Linked DNA regions of Homo sapiens: regions 1 and 2 are each linked to region 3. The links are chromatin loops, found by intact Hi-C in ENCODE. Cell type or tissue: mammary epithelial cell. All regions are shown on one strand.

Evidence for each region. Hi-C counts contacts between places; a loop is a spot of excess contacts. Peaks named below come from ENCODE experiments on the same cell type or tissue, not always from the same donor. Only the 100,000 strongest peaks of a DNase experiment are listed, where the experiment ranks them.
Region 1: it touches region 3 in a loop (9-fold over the local background); 5 of 110 quality-filtered maps call a loop at or near these places.
Region 2: a loop joins it to region 3, with 3.0 times the contacts of the local background. A loop is called at or near these places in 16 of 110 quality-filtered maps.

What each region holds. Positions count from the first base shown.
Region 1 is chr5:113,119,122-113,127,121 of GRCh38, reverse strand. MCC (MCC regulator of Wnt signaling pathway) reads left to right here. Exons shown (of 19, transcript NM_001085377.2): 6 at 4,296-4,438. Among named protein-coding and RNA genes, the nearest start is that of DCP2, 150 kb to the right of the region's middle. RefSeq lists an enhancer at 7,618-8,000. In mammary epithelial cell, CTCF peaks have their summits at 3,368 (motif pointing left) and 4,996; a DNase peak (open chromatin) is centred at 4,871; H3K27ac peaks cover 1,377 bases.
Region 2 is chr5:113,034,314-113,042,313 of GRCh38, reverse strand. All of the region lies in intron 17 of MCC (MCC regulator of Wnt signaling pathway), which reads left to right. Among named protein-coding and RNA genes, the nearest start is that of DCP2, 62 kb to the right of the region's middle. RefSeq lists an enhancer at 7,483-8,000. In mammary epithelial cell, a CTCF peak has its summit at 3,493 (motif pointing right); DNase peaks (open chromatin) are centred at 3,343 and 7,693; H3K27ac peaks cover 1,505 bases.
Region 3 is chr5:113,327,187-113,335,186 of GRCh38, reverse strand. The region is part of intron 3 of MCC (MCC regulator of Wnt signaling pathway); the gene reads left to right. The region is part of intron 2 of LOC124901045 (a long non-coding RNA gene); the gene reads right to left. Among named protein-coding and RNA genes, the nearest start is that of TSSK1B, 100 kb to the left of the region's middle. In mammary epithelial cell, CTCF peaks have their summits at 116 (motif pointing left) and 4,436 (motif pointing right); no DNase peak of the experiment used is centred here; H3K27ac peaks cover 348 bases.

The DNA.
Region 1 (8,000 bases), 210 kb after region 3:
AGGAGTAGAAAACTGAATACTGTGTGTGGGAGCTAAATGATAACAAATGGACACAAAGAGGGGAACAACAGACATTGGGGCCTACTTGCGGGTGGATGGTGGGAGGAGGGAGAGGAACAGAAAATATAACCATTGGGTATTGGGCTGGGTGATGAAATAATCTGTACAACAAACCCCCCAAGACACGAGTTTACCTGCGTAACAAACCCTCACATGTACTCATGAACCTAAAATAAGAGTTTAAAAAACCCCAACAATATGAGGGATAGTGGCACCAACCCCTACACTGTGCAGTTAAAAATCCACACATAGCTCATGACTCACCAAAAACTTAACTACTAATAGTCTACTGTTGACTTGAAGCCTTACGGATAACATAAGCAGTCAATTAACACATAGACTAGTATCTATTAGGTTGTGTGAAAGCAGTTGCGGTTTTTTCCATTACTTTCAAAAGCAAAACTGCAATTACTTTTGCATCAACCTAATGTATATATTTCATGCATTTATGACATACCTTAAAAAAAGTTTGTTTTTGTATTTCTAGGCTATACGATTCATCTGAGTTTTTTTCAAGTTGTCACAAATTTCCAGAAAATTGTCAAATATATTTATGGAAAGAAAATTTGCATATAAATGGATTCATGCAGCTCAAATACATGTTGTTCAAAGGTCAAGTACATATTGTCTCATTGGTATGAAATTTAGGAATTAGGCTGTGCTAGTGGTTGCATAATCTTAGGTAAGTTGCCTCTCGAAGCCCCATTTATCTTGTTTGTAAAATAAAGGTAGTGGTCCTGGCTAAAACAGTCTTTAAAATCCCTTCCAGTCTGCCAGCCTGTGATTTTTCTGCCACTGCTGGTCATTACATAGGCAAGTGTACAATCTAATGCCTGTCTCCTGAGGAACATTTGTTATGTTGTTGTTTAAGCTAGGAGCAAACATTAATGGTTGCATCTCTTAAAGCAACTTGGAAGCACTTCGCAGATGCTTCTACATGAATGAAAGAATATGCATTTGGAATCCTGTGAGTTGACCCTTTATGTTCCAAGGAGAAACACCTGAGAACTTTGTCATTCCATTATTATAAACCTACCACTACAGAGTGTCACTTTCAACATTTATCAGTTTATCAGAGGTGCTATTTTTCTGGTTTTAAATGGACACTTTTTTTCCATGTTTTTACATTTTCCTCTTCTTCATCACCAGCAATAGCAGTTGGTGTTTTTTTGGGAGGCATTTTTTCCCCAAAGAAATAAGTTATTGCTTGAGAAGAATGCCTGTATATACAACAAACAGAAGTCATCTTGAGATGCTGTTGTGCTGTGTCATTAGCCTCACCAGGCATCCTCTAGGCTGTGCAGAGCCACTGCAGAAGCACAACTCAAAATCTTGTCTTTATAAAACTGCCAGGGACTCTTGGTGTTTTTTACTTACTCCATAGCTCTTGATGGAACAATACTCCTGATGCAGTCTGCCACGCATACTGCAATCATAAATCGAGTTAGTTTACAGAGGACCCTCTGAGAATTGCTTTTGTCATTTCCCGGTCCCAGGTTCCAGCCCCCTTTCAGGAATGATGCCAATGAGAGATAAGGATATGCAGCTCCATGATTTTTTTACCAAAGTCAGTGGGAGACACAACAGGGTGCATGAACTTTCTAATATTTAAGCTCAGTTTAACATTTTTATACCTCACTCTTTGTGGCACAAAATCTTCCCTGTTCTCGCAAGGTAGCTTTCCACCTCTGATGACTATTTACTTTGTTGCCATGTGTCGTTTTTGTTCTAGAATACTTATAATGATTACCATAGCTGGAATGCATTTCTCTTCTTCTCATTTTATCTGTTTCCACACAAGATCTTGGCAACATTTACTCCTTCCTCTGAATTCCTAGACTTTCCACATTGTATTTTTATTTCTTCCATCTAACCCTGATTATTTGCATCCTCCGGTGCAATATATTTTCCTTTTGCTCACACTGCCTAGTCAACAAGTAGTATGAGTGCCTCTCCAGCCTCATGTTTCCATCCTGTGCCATATTTTGGTTTCAGTCATAGTGAACCACTTGCTCCCCTCCAAGTTCTGCACGTTCCCAGCTCCTCTGAGCCTTTGCCTGTGCTATTCCACACTTGTGACGTAACTGAAATTAGGTCCTAACTGATCTTGAGCGCTGCTCCACCCAGGAGGTCTTCTTTGGTCACTCCCCACTGGCAGCCCCAGATATTCCACCAGTGTTCACCCACAGCATCCTTCTTGTGAACATCTTTGTCTCCTTGAAGACAGAATCTGTGCAGTCTTTGTGTTCCTATCTTTGTTTTGGTGCTCAAATACATTGAATGGGAATTTTTAGTTTGCATTTTGTGACACAGAAAACCTACTGCTTAATGTGGTATGGTTCTCCTTCAGACTGTGCTCTGACCTCAGTAGGGAATGTTTCTGCAATAACAGCTTCCCTTTCCCATACTTTCCCAATTCACTGCTTTATAAAGTTCATCCTAGTAATCTCTAGAAGTAATTTTGTACAAAGCAGGAGATTTGGCAGGAAATATATGTTTTCGAATCTGCCAAGCCAGGTTTAAGGTGGCTATTAAAGATTTTACAAATGCCATTTATACCAAAGAAACAGCAGCAGCATTTATCACTTGCTTTCTTGGCTGCAAAAAAGTCTCGGCTGAGCCAAAGCTGATTACGTTGGCCATGCAACAAAGGTAATTTATTCATCATACACAAAATCTCCCTTAACTAAAATCAGAATTTTAAGTGCTGACTGAAAGGAGAGCTAATGTATCTATCAGTGCACAATCATCCTGTAGACCAAAAAGGCACTTAAGAGTGCTTTTTAATCATTTTCTTTCCTAAACCTAATTATTGTTGACTTTTGCAGATGTCTAATAATTAACTTATTCATAGAACATTAGCCTGTATTTTTTGTCTTCACCACTCTCTAATTCATATTTTCCATGTCATGGGGCTTTATATCTACATAAAGCTTTCCCAGTTTTCTGGGTAGGTTTTATTAACAATACCTTATAAAGCACGGGCTCAGCTGAATCCCTTTCCTGGGAGAAATTTGATATCTTAAGAGAACCAAGATTTCTGTTCTTCACATTTCTCTGATTTATAGATGTGTCTCCCGCTTGCCTCCCTAAACCCTAATGATCGCCACTCATCATTTTGGTCCACCCAGAATCCAACACTGTAGACTTTCTTCTCCTCTGGTTGTTGACAACTTAAAATGAATGCCAGGCTGAGATTTCTCTGATTCCTAGCTTTCTTCACAGACAACCTGCCCTTGAAGCTGAGCAGACCCAAGTGGGCATTCCACTCCCAGTTAAATCCCCTGACAGTTCCCCCTACTGGTTCACTTGCAAAATAGATCCTTCAAAGACGGTTCATTTTGCTGTCTCCATACCTGTGTCCAGTGTATGTGTGGTGATGGTGGTGGTGTGGGAAGGGGACAGTACACGTGCTCTGAAATACACACTGCAATTCTAAGTTTCTCAGCTTGCTAATAGTACAGTGAAGAGACCAGAGGTTGAGGGACCTCTGAAGGGCTGAGAAGAGGTAGATGTGTGTATACAAATAAAACACAGTGGGGTTTAAATGTTGTCTTCCTGTTAGCAAGTGTAAATTAAAGGAAATAGACCATTGAATGGTGTTCTCTCATTCAGTGTTCTGTTTTCTCCTCATTGCATCCTCTCTTCCTACCCCCTAGTTCTACCTACTTTCTTTGGGAAGTTAGCCTAGTCTTTCTTATACATGCTGATCCATATACCTTTCAAAAAAGTCTAGTTTGATCTGCACAGATGAGGTGCTGGTTTCCCAATAGCTCTAACCCCATCTCCAACCTCCAGCCTCCTTCAAGAAGGAAGCCCCTGTGGGCCCCTCCAGATTGTAGGGCATGCTGTTGCTGTGCGCTAGACTCTTAGTTATTTGGTTCACAGCAGCCTCAGTGCTAGTAGCCTTAGTTCTTATTCTCCTCGGAATTTGAGGAGGCGAAGAAATCTAGTTTCTTCAGGAATCTTTAAAGGGGAAGAGTTTCTGCAGGCTGATAGATGAATCTCGTTTGGTACATGGGTATGTTTTGTGGACACAGAGGCAACCTTTCAGCTTCACTCACTGAGCATAGATGTGACTATCTATTTCGCCTGGGAGAAATCCTGGTCCCTGTGGCCTGGGGGAGAAATCTGTTTTCTCTCTCAATGTCTTTTTCTTGTCCTTAAAAGACATATTCTCTAGGGGGTTGTCTTATATCCTCTGTTAGTGGTTGCCAATTCTCCTTTTTTCTCAGGGAGGAAGATGAGTACTCAGAACTGCGATCAGAACTCAGCCAGAGCCAACACGAGGTCAACGAGGACTCTCGAAGCATGGACCAAGACCAGACCTCTGTCTCTATCCCCGAAAACCAGTCTACCATGGTTACTGCTGACATGGGTGAGTCTGCCTGCCCTTGCCACCAAGCCAGAGTTTGGTTTCTGGATTGTAATAGAAATTTTAGAAATGTGAGGCAGCCTGAATTAAAATTTAATTTTTCAAGGGGTTTGCTGAGTGGATGAAGTCACATGTATTTCAGTCCCTTACACATTACTTTGTTGGTCAAAATGGAACTGAAGCTTTCTGCTCTGATACAATTGTGATTCAAACATAAGTCACTTCTATTTGAAAATTCTGGAAGTAGGGAACCAGTTTAAAAGGCTATTGCAGTATTCCAAATTACAGTAATATCTGAACTATGATGGTGGGAAGGGAAGGGATGGGATGGGGGCCAACACATTGCAGTGGAAGAATCCCAATAGGTTTTAACAACTACTTGGATTGGGCAAGAAGGAGGAATCCAAAATGACTCCAATGTGTTGTTCCTAAGTGACTAAGAGAATGATCATATATTCCTTAGGAAGTTGTGTTGAGAAGTGAGTTGGGAAATAGTCATATTATGTTTGAGGTTGTAGAGAAATATCCATGTGTAAATATCTGGTATGATGTATTTTAAACTGCAGGGTGTGACCTACTGTTGGGTCTTGAAATTACATGAAAAAGTATTTTTAAATGAAGGCTAATAGGAAAGCAAGTGACAGTATTGTTTCATGAAATTTGTTTCTTGCATCCTTGTAGGCAGTAAGTTGCCAAATGAATGTTCTAACTGGGTTGCAGTCAAAATGTTACAAAACTACTGGTCTTGCCTACCTGGATATTTGGAAAGAGATCGAGGTTGAGGGAAGAGGCTTTGAAGTTATCTGAGCTAAGGTGATCCCTGTGGTTGAAGGGTGTGGAGTCAAAAGAGGGAGGAGCAGCATATCTTAGGACAGACATGTTTACATGTATGGGAGAGATGGAAGAAGAACCAGGAGAAAGAAGAGTTGCATATAGTCAGTTTTCTTGAGTTTTATAATGAGTTTTTCTTGGAAGTTAAAATTTTGTTGGGGAGAGGGATTTTAATCAAATATTACATATTTGGGTTTAATTAAAATCCTATAAGTGCTACAACATTATGGAACACAGTACTATGAGAGTGTATCCAAAGAAATTTGATTCAGTCTAGGGTTACAAGAAGGCTTCCTCTAGGAAGGCGTTTGACCTCAGAGCTGGAGGATCAGTAGGAATTAAGCAGGTCAAGGAAGAGAATAGCATCCAGTGAGGGAGAGGAATGCATTTAAGGAGGTGACTGAAGATCCTCATGGATGGAGGACACAGAGGTGTGAGAGGGGGACTGGAGAGGTAGGCAGGAACTAGGCCATGCAGAGTCTTACAGGCCATGACAGAGACCATGTTTGGCCTTTACCCAAAGATCCACAAGAAGCTACTGAAAGATTTTTTAATAGTGGGGGAAGAGAATGAGATAATCAGATTTGCATTTTGAATCAATCACTGTAGTGTGGAGAAAGAATCCATAGATGAAGAATGAGTTGGGGAGGCTAGCTTGGAAACTATTGCAGAACTCTAGATGGGCAAAATTGTTGCTCAGATTAGGGTGGTGGCAGCTGAGATTTAATAAAGATGTAAAATTGGCAAGATTTGCTGAAGGATTGGAAACCGATTGAAGGTGGGGGGTGTGTATGCCCCATAAGAGTTTGTTTGTACAACAGATGGATAACAGGGCCATTCGCCAATAGGGCACATAGGAAGTAGGACCAGGTGGTTTTGCTTTGAGTTTTGTTTTGCTTGGGGCAGGAACTATATGATAGGTGGAGATCGTGTTTTGTTTGCCCATGGGTTTATAGTGTCTTGAAGTATTTGAGCGGAGGTGCTTCAGAAGGCAGTAGGCATTCAGATAAAACACCAAGAGGAGAGACCTGGGCTGAAGAAAAGCAGCTGGGAGACATCAGGGTGTTTGCAGATGATAACTGTTGACTCTGTCATTGCCCCATTTGTATCTTACTATCACGTTGACATTTTAAATTATGTAATAGTATTTATTTGCTTGACTGATTCTCCCACTAAATTCCACTAGGCGGAAGCATGTTTGTTTCATCTCCTAGTATATCTTCAGAGATTATCACAGGGCCTGGCACATAACATGTGTTTAAAGATAGTAGTGGGAATGAATGAATGAGGTAATAAACCAATCCACCAGTCAGCCAGCCAAAGATGAAGGAATAAAATGAGGAGAGTGGTATTCTGGAAGCCAGTGGGGCAGAGGAGGCTCTAATAAGGAAGGAGCGATCAGTAGTCTGGATTGCATCTAAGGCCAAATAAAATACATCAAAGCCATTGAGAGCTGTATGTTGGTACAGCTTAAGCCAGGCAGAATTATGTTGAGGAGTGAAGACACTTCCCCCAACTAAACTGAACCCAGTCCCCGGGCTTTATGTTACAATACACACAACTCCCTGCAACCAGACCATGCATATGCCAAGTTCATACCAGCATGCTAAGTTCATACCAACATGCTAAGTTCATAAGGGCATCATAAATCTCTAACCCTGGCAGCCCCAAGCTTCAGGACTCTGTCTTCTGCCTTAGCCAGACAGATTTAAACAGCCTAGAAATTGCTTATCATTGTAGAATGTGAGCCCTATACTGATCCCGCCATTCACTTCTCTCAAATTGTATTTTATGGAATTAATAAATGACCTGTACTCCAACAAAGTTCCATAATTAAATAAGTTTGGGAAGTGCAAGGATAAACACATTTACATGGATGTCTTTCCTGTGGGGCTTCTTGGACCTCCTGACTTGAGGTGGCGTCTGTTGCACTGGTCCTCACACAGAAGGCAGTGTCCACCTATCTGCGCCATGGGGCATCCTCATTTTCCCAAACCATTCTTTTCATTCCGTCCCTCATTTAAAAATACATGGGTTAATTATAACTGGTGGTAGCCTCTTTCCTGAGAAGACTGAGTTCCTGGAGGGGAGTGACCTTCCCTGCCCAGTGTTGACACATGTTCTCTGCCCACACATAGAAGCTTTTTTTTTTTCATTTAGTCAGCAAACTCACTTGGGGCTGTGCTAGGTACTGGGGATGAAAGACAGAATCTGCTGTCAGGTCATTGTGCTCCCACCCTCAAATCCTTCAAGCCTAGAGTGACTTCTAGCTTCCTCAGCACGCAGCCAACAGGGCGGTCCCTGCTTCTGGCCGCCTCCTTGGCCATTTGTCCTGTTTTTCTTCCAGCTGCAGCCACTCTGGCCTCCTGGCTTGCTGTTCCTCCAGCCTGAGCTGCTTCTCCTGCCCGGGGCTCTGTGCTGGCTGTTCCTTCCGCCTGGAGCCCTCCTTCCTCGGCAGCTGTCTCCACCAAGGCCCCCCGCCCTCCCCTCTAGAGTCATGCCTCATCCCTCACTCTCAGGCAGCCACTTGCTTCCCTTTCCCTGCTTCATTTTCTTTCATAACATGGAGCACTCCCTGAGGATGGATTGTGTTTGTGCTCATTTCCTTGTGTGTTATCAAGCTTTATCTGGCTGTCATGCCAGAGTGCAGGCTCCACGCGGGCAGGGACTTCACCTGCCTAATTTACCAGCATAGCAGTTCCTGCACGTAGGAGATACTCAAATACTTGAGCAG
Region 2 (8,000 bases), 290 kb after region 3:
TTTTTTTTGAGACAGGGTCTCCCTACGTTGCCCAGGCTGGTCTCAAACTCCTGGGCTCAAGTGATCTTCCCATCTTGGCCTCCCAAAATGTTGGGATTACAGGCATGCAGTGCCCTGCCCGGCCCTTAAATTCCTTCATCTTTTTTGTCTGCTGTATTAATTCTGTTTCTTCACATGTAATTCTTTTCATAGTTGAGTTTTGTGACTCTTTCTTGGTGTTTGCTTTCTTTAAATATTCAGCGGTTCTTGTTTGTGTGTTCATTCTTGTATTTTAAATTCCTAGGTCACCTGTTCGAGAGGTTTTGTTTTTGTTTTTTGAGACAGAGTCTCGCTCTGTCGCCCAGGCTGGAGTGCAGTGGTGCGATCTCGGCTCACTGCAATCTCGGTCTCCCAGGTTCAAACAATTCTCCTGCCTCAGCCTCCCAAGTTAGCTGGCACTACAGGCACACGCCACCACACCTGGCTAATTTTTTGTATTTTTAGTAGAGATGGGATTTCACCATGTTGGCCAGGCTGGTCTTGAACTCCTGACCTCATGTGATCCAACCGCCTTGGCCTCACAGTGTGCTCTGATTACAGGCATGAGCCACTGCACCCGGCCATCCCATTTGAGAGTCCTGCTTCTACTTATTACAGTCTGCCACCCAGAAAATGTAGCCAGGTCCTTCAAAGTGCTGTCAGCTGGGTCATATCAGAAGCTGTCTCCTGGGCTTTCTGTGTCTCCTGGCTAATAACAGCCCTCTAGTCTGCGTATCTGACCCAAGCATTTGGTCCCCTCCTGTTCTGGTAGCCAACACCTCTGGTTGGAGCACCTCTGAATCCCCTTCTTCCTTTTGCAGAATATTTTTCTGCATTCATTTTGCATTGTGGTTTTCTCTTCAGGAAGAAGAAAACATCTGCCTTTCATTTTTTATGATTGAGCATGATTTCTGATATACAAAGAGCACTCCTTTCTAAGATGCTCAGGGGTTTTAAAAAATGTCTTTCCTGCCATTTCTGGGGATTTAGGGTTGGAGGGGAAGGGTACAGTGTATTTTCAGTCAGCTCACTTGATCCAGCGGGCCTGTTTATAGGATGGCCTCCAAGCTGATGGTGGATGGAAGGTTGCCTTGTGGGGAACTTCACTACCTTCCTGATTTATTGTCACTTTTTGTCTTTCCTTCCAAGTTGTAATAGCTCTGTTTGTACTTTGCCAGAGCCTCTGGCCGTGCAGTTAAATGGCAGTTGCTCTGCTTGGGGCGGGAAGAGAAAAGCTGCGCAGAAAAATGCCCTCAACAAATCCTAATGACTTAACTGTGCCAGAAACACGGGATGGAAATCCCACTCGCTATTTCCAGTGGGAGCCATTTGGATATTGTATCTGTAAGCTAAGCCCTTAAGTTTTTCAAATTCCCCAAACCTCAGAGGCCTTTGCTGGCACAAGGAAGATGCAGATTGTGCTGACTAAACATAAAGAGACTTCATTTGTTCTGTCAGTCACAATGGATTTCCAATAACCAGCCTTAAGTTGGTTAGCATGGATTTCTAATCAAGACCCAGGTGGATGGAGCCAAGAACAAACTTACAGAGGTAAAGGAAAAAGGAAAATAACATAATGATACTGTAAATATAGCTTAGAAACTGGGGTCATCACTTCATGAGGGGATACAATATACACACCTCAGGGCTGCAGTTTGGGTTTGTATTATATACCTTGATGAAATGATTCCTGAGGTTTTTATTTTAAAAAATCAAATGGAAACGAACACCTTTTTTGAAGGTATTAAATCACAGCCGAGCTTATGGTTGAGGTCAGCTGGGGGAATCTTACCAGCATTTTCAGCAGTATTTCTCCCTTGAAAAAAGGATGGTGCCAGACACCAAAACTGTAGGCGCAGGCATCCAGACTGAAAAGATCAGGTGTCGCTAAGGGAAGAGGAAGAGGCTAAGCCATGGGCTGTCCTTAAGGAGAACCAGCCATCCCAGGGAAGGTGCCCTGTGACATTTCAGTCACTGGTTCTGGGTCATGACACTGTCCCCAACCCAACCTCCCCTTACCTGGCCAGCCCTTGTCACTCAGCCCTGGCTCTCTCAGTGTATCTTCTCCTAACTTTCTTCTGTTTGGAACAAAACCAAGGCTACATGCCACCCCGCCTTTACTGTATGTATAACTCCCATCTGGTCTGATTTCGTTCCCCCTACTTCGGTGAACATTTATTGCAGTTTGTTGGCTGTGGTATTGCCATAAAACCCCATCTGGATGACCAGGTTTCCAGTCTGGCACACGAGATGTTTTCTTAACAGGGTATTTTGTTTTCTCTCTTGTCCATCCAGCCTGTGTGCTGTAAAAACCTTCTCCATCTCAGATCTGTCTCTCACCCTTGGTCCTAGTAAAATTTGACTGATCTTTCCACCAAGTAAGTGATCTATAAAAAGGCAGCTAAATAAGGGAATTTTCAGAAATGACTCCTTTTTTGTACTCACATGGTGTTTGTGCAGCCCGCCCTCGGGACCCAAGCACAGCTGAGAGGAGCAGACTAGTTCATCTCCGTCATATTCTTGGGAGGCAGCCGGGAGCAGGTGCTGCTCTCCATGTGATCCTGGGGTGGGTTGGGGGGGGGGGCGCGGAGTGGGACGGCAAGGCTGAGTGATCTCTCAAGGTCACACAGTGAGGCAGTGGGGAAGTCTGCATGTTTCTACATTCTCTATGGGGACCCCTTGTGCCCCACATGTGCTGGCAGCATTGGGCTTGCTTGCCGATGAGTGAGCTGAGCCCACTCGTTTATCTGAAGACTACCTGCTGTGTGGCTGGTCTGGGCAGTGAGAAACCTCTATGCCTCCAGTAAACAGCCATGTCTTAGTCTGTCAGTGCGAAAGGCAAATGAGGTGCCATGGCGGGAGGCGGACTTCCTTAAACACACAGAGCTGTGAAGCAATGGCATATGTCAGCCTAAGTCATGCTGATAAAAAGGTAAGGATCTGAGTGAGCCAGGTGCTGTTGCATACACCTGGAGTTCCAGCTACTGGGGAGGCCAAGGCAGGAGCATCCCTGGAGGCCAGTTCAAATCCAGCCTGGGCAACATAGCGAGATCTCGTCTTTAAAAAATAAATAAGTAAAAAATATCTTTTTAAAGTAAGGATCTGTGCTTCCTCAGTGCTGGGAGGCAGGAAGTAGGTGCGCTGCTCCTCACCATGATACATCACCTGAGCCATGGTGAGGAGCAGAGCATGGTGCTGCCTCACAGGCACTCGCCTTTCACTCTACCCAGGAGCAGGGTGGGGCGAGCCTCACATACTACCTGCAGGAGTCAGCGCCCTGCCCTCCAGGAGGCTGCGGTCATTTAGTCACCGACCATCCAGGGGCTGTGCCCAGCCCTCCAGGGAACTGGAATATGCCATCTGTGTCTGCGTGTTTGCCAGATGGTTCTGTAAAATGCCACGTTAAGGCAATCGACAAATCACAGTGGCCGTTCTGTCCAGGGACAGGATGCCCCTGACTCATCCACCAGAAGAGGGCTTCCTTTCCCCTCTCTGCTGAATAAGAAGTAGGCAAGCTGCCACTGCTGGAAGACAGGGTTGTGTGCCAGAGCCCTGTAAGGATATATCCAGTGGCAGGAGGGCCTTGTCTGGTCAGTGTGATCGATCACACCTGCCGTGAGACTGCTCTTCCTCTTCTGCGCCTCTGGGGCTTCAGTCTTGCATCTGCTTTTGTCCTGGCCCCACCCAATGCCATTCCCCAAACATTCACATCAGGTGACTTACAGCTATCTGTAAAATGGATCCGGATGTTCCCATCCTCCACCTCCCAGCAGAAATGACACCCTCTCCCACTTCTTTTTTGGTTCCTAGCGCCATGAATTTCCTTCTCCCATGGAACATTTCATTGCTCATTTCTTAATATGCCTGGTTCTACCCCCAACTCCCCTCCTTAACCCTCAGTCCCCACACAGAAAGAGAGTCCTTTTAGGGCCAGGGATTGTGGTTTACTCAGCCAAGTACATGACTCCAACTCTCATGTCTTCAGCTGTTCCTTCTAAATGGTCCCTAAATTATCTCAACCTCATGCCCACTGGACATCTCCACCCAAATATGCTAAAGCCTCAAAACAGCACATCCAATACAATTCTGTTTCTTCCTGCCCTTTGATGAATTCCTATTTATGTTAAAAATCCCCTTCTCCTAATGATCCAGGATTATAACTTGTAAGTCTCCCCTCCCTACCTCTCGTCAGCAGGTCATAATTCCTTAAAATCCCTTCCATTCCTTTCCATCGCACTGACCCTCAGAACCCAGAGAGTAGTGTCCTAATGGGTCATTCTGTAGTTTGATTCTGCCGCCAGAATACCTTAAAACACACTTCGGATTAGGGTGCTCTGCATAAGCACCTTCAGTGCCTTGGCACTCAAGATTGTCCGTAGGTCCCTAACTTAACTTCCTAGCCCATATTTCAAATGTTTCCCCATGCTTGATCTGTAGTCCAGCCCCTCTGGACAATTCATCTTTCCAAGAGCACACCCTTTGCTTTATCCCTGATTCTCCCTCATCCTTTCCAATCAGAATGCTTACCATCTTGAAGCTTCCTTCAGTCACCTCCATCATGTATCTTCCCGCTATTCTCTGAGTCTTCTCTGGTACTTTTTTGAGACAGGGTCTCACTCTGTCATCCAGGCCGGAGTATAGTGGCACAATCACAGCTCTGTGCAGACTCAACCTCCCCAGGCTCAAGCAGTCCTCCCACCTAAGCCTCCCAAGTAGCTTGGACTACAGGTGCACACCACCACGCCTGGCTAATTTTTGTATTTTTAGTAGAGACAGGATTTCACCATGTTGCCCAGGCTGATCTCAAATTCCTAGGCTCAACTGATCCGCCCGCCTCAACCTCACAAAGTGCTGGGATTACGGGCATGAGCCACTGTGCCCGGCCCTGACTACTCTTTACCCATCAGTGGCCCACAGAGCCCTTGACTGTTACCAGTGCCTTCGAAAAAGCCAGCGAGACTCCTCAGAGTTCAAATCCATGTCCAAGTTCATACACCATCCACCCAACTGTAGAAAACTTCCAGACTTGTAGGAACCAACATTTGTCCCTGAATGGAAAAAGGATGACCCTAGTTGACCCCTATTTCAGCAGCTGTGGATGAATACTGTTTTTGAGCCACACAAAGAGTGGGATAAAATGAAAAGGGAAGTGGGTGGGGTGCTTTTTAAAAGGGAGCCCCCACTGAACAAATAAGCAGCAGAATCTTCACTGGTTCATGAGGAGGACCATTATTGTAAAAGGTGCTGTTTTATTTAAACTTGCTGATTCTTCATATTTGGTTGATGTATAAAAGCAATCAAGCAATGGAAGTTGTGCTTAGAATTCCATAAAAGCACATGGGTCTGCAGGACATTAATGGAATACAAAGTGTGCCTGTGGCTTCATTAGCACGCAAATAAACTGCTGAGCCCCAGAGCCAAGTGCCTAGAAGCACAGAGGGTGAAGACTGAGGCTCACTCAAGGGATGGAGGGGTTGTTGCTTGAGTAATTGAGATTTATTTTACTTTTTTGCCATCCCTCCAGCATCCCCAAAGCTCAAAGAGAAGAAGGCCTTGCCTGGGACCTCATAAAGGCAGAGTGGTAGAGGGCACTGGAACACCCAGCAGCCACTGGCAAGGCCTGTGAAAACTCCAGATGGATTTCCTGGACAAGAAACATGTTCATAGCAAAGTCTGGGCAAAAAAAAGTTAGACTGCTGTTGTCCTTGTGCTGCTACTCCTGGCAAAACACAGCCACCGACATACCTGCAGAACCTCATTATCTGGGGACACTTGAGCCTTAGTTCTGCAGGGCTGCACTGTTAAGCAGAGGTCTTGTTTATCTTGCACTCTACTGTATTCCCTTTGTGAATCACAGGCTACTACCCAGTGAGATGCGTAAGGGCACAGGCTCTGCAGACAGAATCCCAGGTGGGAGTCCCAGTTCTGCAGGGACTAATCTTAAGTTCCTCATCTATAGGCCAGGCGCGGTGGCTCACGCCTGTAATCCTAGTACTTTCGGAGGCCAAGGCAGGTGGATCACCTGAAATTAGGAATTCAAGACTGGCCTGGCCAACATGGTGAAACCCTGTCCCTACTAAAAATACAAAAATGAGCTGGGCATGGTGACAGGTGCCTATAATCCCAGCTACTCAGGAGGCTGAGGCAGGAGAATCACTTGAACCCTAGGGGTTGGAGGTTGTGTTGAGCCCAAGATCGCACCACTGCACTTCAGACCGGGCGAAAGAGTGAGACTCCATCTCAAAAAAAAAAAAAAAAAAAAAAAAAAAAAAAAAAAAAAAAAGTTCCTCATCCTTAAAAATGAGAATCATGATAGTACTGACTTCCAAGGTTATGTGGGAATGAAATGATGTTATCCTTATAAAGGACTTAGAGACAGCTGTTATCTGCTGCCTGGATTTTCTAAAAAATAAGTAAACATTGTGGTGATTACCATGAAGGAAACGGGATGATGTGATACAGTCACTGTGGAGATTTTTTTTCCAATAAAGTAACTTTAGTTTGCAATGAATAATATGAAGGAAATGGTAAGGCGTGGTGATGTCTTAGCTCTGGGACATGAGTTTAGATGGGTGGTCAGTCTAGGCCTCTCTGGGAGGTGACACTGAAGCTGAGATGAGGAGGAGAGAGGCAGAATCATATCCGGAAGAGGCCCTGGCTGTGCAGGGCTGTGTTGAGGACCTACAGGATTCCATCAGGGCAAGGGTGATTCCAGCAGCCCAAAGGCCCAGCAAGTAGCACTCAGGTCAAGCAGGGCCTTAGAGGTCCAGGCAAGACCACAGGGTTTATTCCACGTGTAGGTGAAAGGCAGTGAAGGACAGTAACATGATCAGATCTGTCATGTGAAATGTTACCTGGGCTGCTGTGTGAAAACCAGGGCAGAGGGATGCAGGGGAGGAGACAGAGAAACCAGTTAGCAGGCTGTTGTGGTTGTCCGGGTGAGAAGTGATGACCACTTGGACCTGGGTGTGGTGACAATGGCAGGATGAGACTTGGCAGATAGAGTTTGCTGTTGAACAGATGTCAAGGATGAGGGGAGGAGGAGTTAAGGCTTACTCCAAGTAACTTAAACTGCCTTTGCAAGAAGGCAGAGAGATCTGAGCCCAATGAGTGACTGGCTGAAAGGTGGTGCCATTAGCCAACACAGGAGAGAGAGTGGCTGTTGGAGGTCATCTGGGAAGTAATCCTCTGGACATGTGAAATCGCAGATGCCAGTTAAGAGGCCGCAAACAGACAAGTCCAGAGATCCAAGGAAAGGCCAGAAGATTAAGAGTGTGGAAGTTTTTAGGAAAAGGGAATGGAGGGAGTCCATTAGAGAAAAGGATAAGATAAAATACAGGCCAGGCCCAAGTCCTAAACAACACCCAGTATTTTGTCATGGAGTATAGAAAGGGAGCAGCCAATGAAGCAGAACGAAATCAGGCTCTGGAGGCCTTGTGCAAGCCATGAGCAAAGAGGCTGTCAGCCCTGCAGGTGATGCGGGCAGGTAAGAAAAGGACAGAAGGGACCAGACCGCTGGATGCAACAACTTGGAGCTCACTGGTGAGCTCAGTGATCCACGTCAGTGGAGACAGAGCCTGACGGGTTAAAAGTAAATGGAAGGTGAGGATGAGAGACATCACATATGCAGACAATTCTCTTAGTGACTAATTCCATATAATCAGCAATTACTAAGAAATTCTAGGCCTTGTGGCTGCATGGCTGTGACTCCCTGTGGTTTGGTCTGATTACAGCTCCTCTGAAAGGTTTCCTGGCCAGCTGTGAAGCCACTCACAGCCTCATTGAGACTGGGCTCTCGCCCGATGACTCCTGCAGCTCCTCAATTGGACTCTAATCACAGAGTACCGCTGCTGGCCTTTTTATTTTAGGGAGAATATAACCTCCTTACTGATGGCTCACGAAGCCGCACTGCCAGGCTACCCAGGTACACCAACAAGCACCACTTCCGAGGCTTGCTTCGCTCTGCCCAGCGTACTGGCAAG
Region 3 (8,000 bases):
TGCAGTCTTAACACACTACAATCATTATGGTACTTGCCAAATTTGGGGTTACCAAACTTTGATCTAGAGGATGTGTGCTAGCTTTGCGGTTAAAGCAAGGCTGATTGTTCTATGAGCACCCTCTTCTGGGCATTGTTCAGAGTCAAAGAACAAAAAATTCTTCAGCATAGAGCATGCTTGTCACCCTTTAGATTTTCAGGGAATTGGGATAGGACAAATAAAATATTGGAATTTTGAGAAAAGGGCTAAGGAATGGCCTAGAATATAGGGTTGATTTTTTTAAAATTCAGAACATTGGCTGGGCACGGTGGCTCACGCCTGTAATGCCAGCACTTTGGGAGGCCGAGACAGGCAGATCACCTAAGGTCAGGAGTTCAAGACCAGCCTGGCCAACATGGTAAAACCACATCTCTACTAAAAATACAAAAATTAGCCGGGTGTGGTGGTGCGTGCCTGTAATCCCAGCTACTCAGGAGGATGAGACCAGAGAATTACTTGAACCCGGGAGGCGGAGGTTGCAGTGAGCTGAGATCACGCCACTGCACTCCAGCCTGGGCGACAGAGCGAGACTGCATCTCAAAAAAAAAAAAAAAAAATCAGAAATCAGAACCTTGAATTGTCACTTCCAAGTGATTGAGACTGATTTTTTAAAAATGTGTATTGTAAATATATATGTAATACAGCCGGGCATGGTGGCTTATGCCTGTAATCCCAGCACTTTGGGAGGCCAAGGTGGGCAGATCGCGTGAACCCGGGAGTCTGACCATCCTGGGCAACATGGTGAAACCATGTCTCTACAAAAAATACAAATATTAGCTGGGCGTGGTGGCACATATCTGTGGTCCCAGCTACTTGGGAGGCTGAAGTGGGAGGATCACTTGAGCTCGGGAGGTGAAAGTTACAGTGAGCCAAGATCACGCCACTGCATTCCAGCCTGGGCAACAGAACTAGACCCTATCCCCCCAAAAAGTGTATATAATATATATATAATATATATAAATATTCTAAAACATAAAACATAACAGAAGTTTCACTTTCTATATACAGCAGAGATAAATTTCTGAATGAAATAGCAATGTCTAGATAGATTCTGTCAGCTATACTACTTGGTTTTTAAAGTATTATTAGCTTTATTTTTATTAATAAAAGTATTAATTGATGTACACTAAAATTAATTATACTATAAAAGAAGCCATGTGCATAACAGAAAGTTGATGAAAAGTAAAAGTAATCATTTGTCTCCTTGTCTTCCCTCAAATAGATATATAAATTTATAATGTATTTATATAGATATATAAATACATGTATATGTGAATACATATATACATATATGTACATATATACATATATACATATATACATATATGTACATATATACATATATACATATATATATAAATATATATGAAGCAAAGACATTTTGTTTTTGTGCATTTAGTTATCTAACATACCAGCTATCTGTGGGGAAGTGCACTGTTTCATGAGTTTTTCTGTAACATTTCAAATGATGAAGCTGTAAACACAGTCAGACTCATTTCTATGCAGATGAAGATGGTAATGTCTGTATTCTGCACCCTGCTGCTCAAGGCTGTCTTTTCCTTTGGATGACTTGGCTTCAACTTTGCCCATTTTAAGACTTAATTTTGTGTTTAATGCTTTTTTGCAAAAGTAATTTACATTTTTAAAGGAGAAAAAAAGTCATGAGTTGTGCAAATAAAATCATGCGAATTAAAAAACTGACATAGCAAGTTTTGCTCCTCTGTGTATCCAACAGTCAAAAACTCCAAGCAGCCTTTTTACTTTAGGCTGGTTTAACACCTGTGAATTGAAAATCGAATTAAAACTGTGTATTATCATGCTCATTTGCTATATGATCAAAATTATTAATATAGTCGTTATTAACTGAAACTTGATACAACATTATTGGTTACTTTGGAGAATACTGCACATCCACACGTTTCATCCAATACAGAAACATCTTTAAAAGGTGTGTGAATAAGAGTTGGTGTAGTAGTGGTGAGAGAGACAGAGGTCTTCTTTTTGGTTTAAACACTTGATCAGCTTCTTGTGTTTCACATTAGTTTTTGGTTTGTTTCCCCCTTTTTTCATATCAACCATAAAATACCGAGGAGTTTTTTTGTTTGTTTTTACACTTTTCAGTTCCCACAGTCCTTATTATTCTCCCTCTTATTGAGATCTGCTACCTTGATGTTTCAGGGTCAAGGGATTTGAAAATTCTTAAGAAGAGTTTTCAGAAATTTTGAAATAAAGCAAAAAGATTACTGGGTGCTCTTTCAAAGTCGTATTAGATCCTCTAAGAATCAGCTGATATTTCAGGAGGTGTAGCTTTGTTTGGCTATTTGCTATTAATTGAAGTCTAGAATCTGTAAAATTTGGATGTTAATTTGCAGAAGATCGGTAAGTTACTGATGACTTTTGTTTGGTAGAGATACAAACTACTTTTGCCCAGCATGGAAGGTAACCCCAAATGTTATATTTTATTGGCCCTAGTAAAACGGCAACCATTTTGTAACTAACTTTGCAGTCCTATGCCAGCATTATTTTTTTCTACTGGATTTATATGTACTAGTTTCTTCTATTCCTTTTTTTTTTTTTTTTTTTGGAGACAGGTTCTCATTCTGTCACCCATGCTGGAATGCACTGGCTTACTGCAGTCTTGACCTCTTGGGCTCAAGCAGTCTTCCCACCTCAGACTCCCAAAGTGCTGGGATTATAGGCGTAAGTCACTGTCCCTGGCCTCTTCTATCCTTCTTTAAATCACCTTTATTATCTTGCCAGTTAACTCAAAGAATTAAGTAAATCTTAGGAAAATACTTATTTATAGCCAGGGATGGTGGCACACACCTCTAGTTCCAACTGCTTGGGCGGCTGAGGTGGGAGGATTGCTTAAGGCCAGAAGTTGGAGGCTGCAGTGCGCTATGATCATGCCTGCACCCTAGCCTGGGCAACATAGCAAGACATTGTCTCAAAAAATAAAGGAAACATCAAAAAAGAAAGTTACTTACAAGTGGCTACATTTGGGGTAGTATTTGGAAATAGAAACTAAAAAAATTCTAAAGAAATGAGATCTTTCAAGGAGATTTCGAAATATTTACTGATCACTTTTTTATAGTCTAAGAGCTGTCTCAAGATGACGTTGTTGTCATCAGGAGTTCTCAAGGTGGTATTGTCATTAAAAATTATGCTGAATGATCTTGTATGTAGAATTCACTTGGAAATACCAGATCATAGTCAGAGGCAGTGGCTCACACCTGTAATCCCACACTTTGGGAGGCCGAGGTGGGCGGATCACCTGAGGTCAGGAGTTCAAGACCGGCCTGGTTAACATGGTGAAACCCCGTCTCTACTAATAATACAAAAATTAGCCGGGTTGTGGTGGCGGGTGCCTGTACTCGAAGCTACTCGGGAAGCTGAGGCAAGGAGAATCGCTTGAACCCAGGAGGCAGAGGTTGCAGTGAGCCAAGATGGCACCACTGTACTCCAGCCTGGGCAATAGAGTGAAACTCCATCTCAAAAACAAAACAAAACAAAACAAAACAAAACAAAACAAACAAAAAAGCAGATCATGAAAAAAATAATAATTTCTACCTACAGAGAGAAGGATCCTTGAAAAACTTCAGTCTAACCTTTTTATTTTAAAAACAGGGATATGGAGGCCCAGATCAAAATATCCACCTAAGGACACACAAAAGTAGTAGAACCAAGACTGTAGGGTAGATTTCCTGACATCCGCTACTAACACTACTATACCCCTGTCCTGGTCTAGAGGATGTCCCTGGTTATTGGCAAGAGAAGGAACAGCTGCTGGGAGGAAGAGCTACTTCAGATCTTTGCTAGTGGACGCTGAGTCACTCTTCTGCTCTGCTCAGCGGTACTGGCTTATTTTTCTGATGTCTTCTAATCCTCTTAGCAGAGTGAATGTTCAGCCAGAACACCACAGTACAGATCGTTGAAATATTGACATGCTTTTGTCCCAGACCCCCTACTCTCTTGGCTACCTAGTCCCTCTGCCAGGAACCCAGAACCTCTCCACAGTTCAGCATCTAAGGGGTTAATGCTGGCCCTGCAAAGGGAAGAGGCAGAATTGCTGCCAGCTGGCATCTTCCGGGCATCTGTTCTGGTTAGCTAGTGCGTATGCCACACTAGTTGTGAAATACTTTTAATATTTCTTCTGCCCTTTGGCAATCTGTTGGACTGAAACCTTGTTCAGGTCCATGTGTAGGACCTGAAGAAAGTGTTGGCACCAACAGATAGTGAGGTGGTAGGAAGCCGTCATATCACTCTCCTAATAATTGACAGTATTTTTTAAAATGATTCTATTGGATAGTTCAACAGAGGTTCATGTTTTATTCTGTTTCCTACTATCTTTCAGGTAAAGATCTCTGATAAAGGGATTTAGAAAAATTTCAAGTACACTAGAGGGCAGTGGTCCCATATCTAGACACCTGGCAATTACCACTTCCTTTGCATTTCTTTGCCTTTCCTTTTGTGTAGGGGAGGGGAAGAGGGGTTTTCGTCACAGAATACAAATGCCATTTATGTCTGAAGTATTTTATAAAAACAGAGTAGCTGCTTGGCAGCACCATGTCTATCATTTCTTGTAGTTTCTTTTCCATCCTTCTTCCAATGACTTATCTCAGCATTAACATCTTAATGACTTTTTGCGTTTTTGAAGAAAAGGCAAAGGAGAGATAGGAAACATACTTCCTACTTTGGGGTAGTAAGGTTTTCTATCTTTGCATCTTTGTATTTGAAAATAAAGTCATGAATTAAGAATGAGGGAGAAAAAAGGTACAGGAATGTATTCTTGTATTTTGTATGTGCAGAGGTATTAAAAGAATAAGTTTAGACAAATTAAATTTCACAGAGTTTAACTGAGCAAAGAATGATTCAGGAATCACTCAGCTCTCAGAACCAGAAGCGGTTCAGAGAGCTCTGCTCCATTACATGGGCGGCAGCATTTATGGACAGGACAAAAGTCAGGTACAGAAACTTGATTGATTACAGCTTGGCATTTGCCTTATTTGAATATGGTCTGATCAGCTGGCTGCCTGTGATTGACTGAGACTCAGCTATTTGTTACAAAACTATACTCCTAAGTTAGGCTTTCAGTTAGTTTATGTGCTAAGTTAGACTGCAATTAATTACATGAGGACTCAACTGTCCTTATGTAATTCAGGCCAAATTTAGTTTGACAGAGGCAAAAGTCACTTAGATGACTGCACTGCTGCCCCCTTCTTCATGATCACCAAGGACAGTTATGTTTTAGATCACTCAGTTTTCCTCTCCTGCCCCTCTTCTAAGTAGAAGGGAGCCCTGCTTTCTGGAGGAGAGGCTAAGCTGATCTATATACACTAAAGGGATGGACTGGAGGTGAGTGGATGGGGTAGGGAGGAGAGAAGTTCCATTGCAGTTGGATAGTATAATGGATTTCAAGAGGAGAAAGCAAAGGGACATTAAAAAGTATGCCAGTAGATTATTTGATGAAGTATGAGACCTTAAATAAAGAATTGTATCTATTATTAATTACTTTTGGTTGTTGGACTGTTTCTTTGAAAGAGATAATCCTCTGAAACTAGTTTGTATGGCTTTCTGGATTTATAAAAGTTATGTATAGAATGAACTTGCAGACATTAGCATTTTCATTTGTGAGATCTACAGCAGTTGTGTTTATATATGTGTGTGTATACGTATATATGCATGTGTGTATACATATATGTATATATGTATGTGTGTATATATGTATGTGTGGATATATGTTTCTGTGTGTGTGTGTGTGTGTATATATATAGTTTATTCACCATCTTTACTCTTAGGCCCAGGTGGGAGATAAGATGCTCTTCTTCCAATTCACCCAACTAGAGGCCTGGGTGGGAGGAAGAACACCTGGACCCTCATAGCAACATGTCCTCTGCAACAAAGGGACAGGAACTCCCTCTGCATTTCTTTTGGTGTTGCTAATATTCATTGGGGATTTACCGTACACTACATATTGTGTCACTTGTTTTGCATAGATTATCTTGCTTAATCCTCACAACTTTATGCTGCATATATAGGTATGATCCCCATTTACCCGTGAGAAATTTGAGGATTACAGAGGTTGCCTGGCATGAAAAAGTGAGCATGTAGCAGGCTGAGATGTGAACCCAGGTTTGTTTGACTCCACAGCTTGAGTTTGTAGCTACTCATTTATGTGCCCCCAAGGGAAGGAGGGATGCTGCAGGCAGTGTCATTGGGAAATCATTTGTTCTTCGGACCCATTCGACAGGGTGCAGTGCTGTCTCACACATCTGAACTGGACATGGGTTCCTGGTCTTATTCCTCTATTGGAACAGAAATGATGATCCCCAGACTGTTCTGGGGATAGCCTGGGACATAAACACACATGTACACACACTGACTGGATTTTCACTTCTCTGATTTTGTATGAGATATTGTCACTGGAGAGTAATTAAAACCCCTGGTGAATTTATGTTGGGGCCTCCTGACACGATTGTGCAGTTATTTATCCTTAGACAACAAGGAGGATTAGCATTAAATGCTGAGAGAAATGCATCTGCCACGTTGATGCAGTTAGAGGCATCTATCAGAGATGCATTTGAAACCCAGAGACTTCATCCTAATTGCCGAGAATGCTGGAGGTTGTTTTCAGCTAGACTTAAAAGTGAAGAGGAAAACCATTAGTAGTAAGAGAGGTGGATCCCACATTAACTTCTCAGTAGATTCTTCTGGGGCAGAGGGATAATCTCTTCCCTAGCCCTGTCCCACTTGTATCTTTTAGGTAATAGTCTCTGTCATGGATCAGGGCAAAACCTTTCCCTAGAGACAGAAGCAGGCAGAAGGAATTAATGTGTTCCTACGATTATTCCTATGAATAACTGGTCACGTTTGCTAAGTGTTTAGTACATGTAGGATATCAGTAGAAGCGCTTTGCCAGCATCATCTCATTTAATTCTCAGATGGCCAGTCCCTCTTCAAACCTAACCCTCTCCACCTCTTCCTTTCTAATCTAACACTTACTATGTCATTTATTTCTCTCAGGGGAGAGGTAAGTCGTATTTATAAGACTGGCATTTACATTAGCTCAAGAAGTGAATGTTGCCAGGTACAAAGGCAGAAAAGGATTAGTAGATCTGTGAATTATGGTGTCAATTATACTTGTATTGAGAAGAATAATCATTTGTTAGTTGTTACATCTTATTTCATGTTTATATGTGTCAGATTTATTTTTCATACTGAGGAATAATACTATTAGGTATTCCTAATGTTTTTCCTAAATATTCCTCATATTTTCCACACTGAGGTATAATAATGTTAGGTTGGTGCAAAAGTAATTGTGCTTTTTGCCATTACTTTTAATGGCAAAAACTACGATTGCTTTTGCACCAACCTAATAATTATTACTTAAAAAGCCCAAATGTCAGCTGCTCTTTGTCCTTCAGTTTTTGTTTCTGTTAATTCCAGCTCTGTTTTCTCCTCATTGCAACCCAGACTTGGAACTTAGTGATGAATCTATGATCACAAAAGAATTGGTAGGCAATATCTTAGTAAGGAAAGAGTACATAGAGGATGAGATTTTTATATATATATATATATATATATATTTTTTTTTTTTTTTTTGAGACTGAGTCTTACTCTGTCACCCAGGCTGGAGTACAGTAGCACGACCTCGGCTCACTGCAACCTCTGCCTCCTGGGTTCAAGCGATTCTTCTGCCTCAGCCTCCCGAGTAGCTGGGACTACAGGCTCACACCACCACACCCGGCAAATTTTTTATTTTTAGTAGAGACAGTGTTTCACCATGTTGGTCAGTCTGCTCTCGAACTCCTGACCTCAGGTGATCTGCCTGCCTCGGCCTCCCGAAGTGCTGGGATTACAGACGTGAGCCACTGCGCCCAGCTGAGATTTATGTTAAATGTAAATCCCACCCCCCAACACACACATACCTATCTTTTCAAGCAAACAGCTTAGGAGTTTCT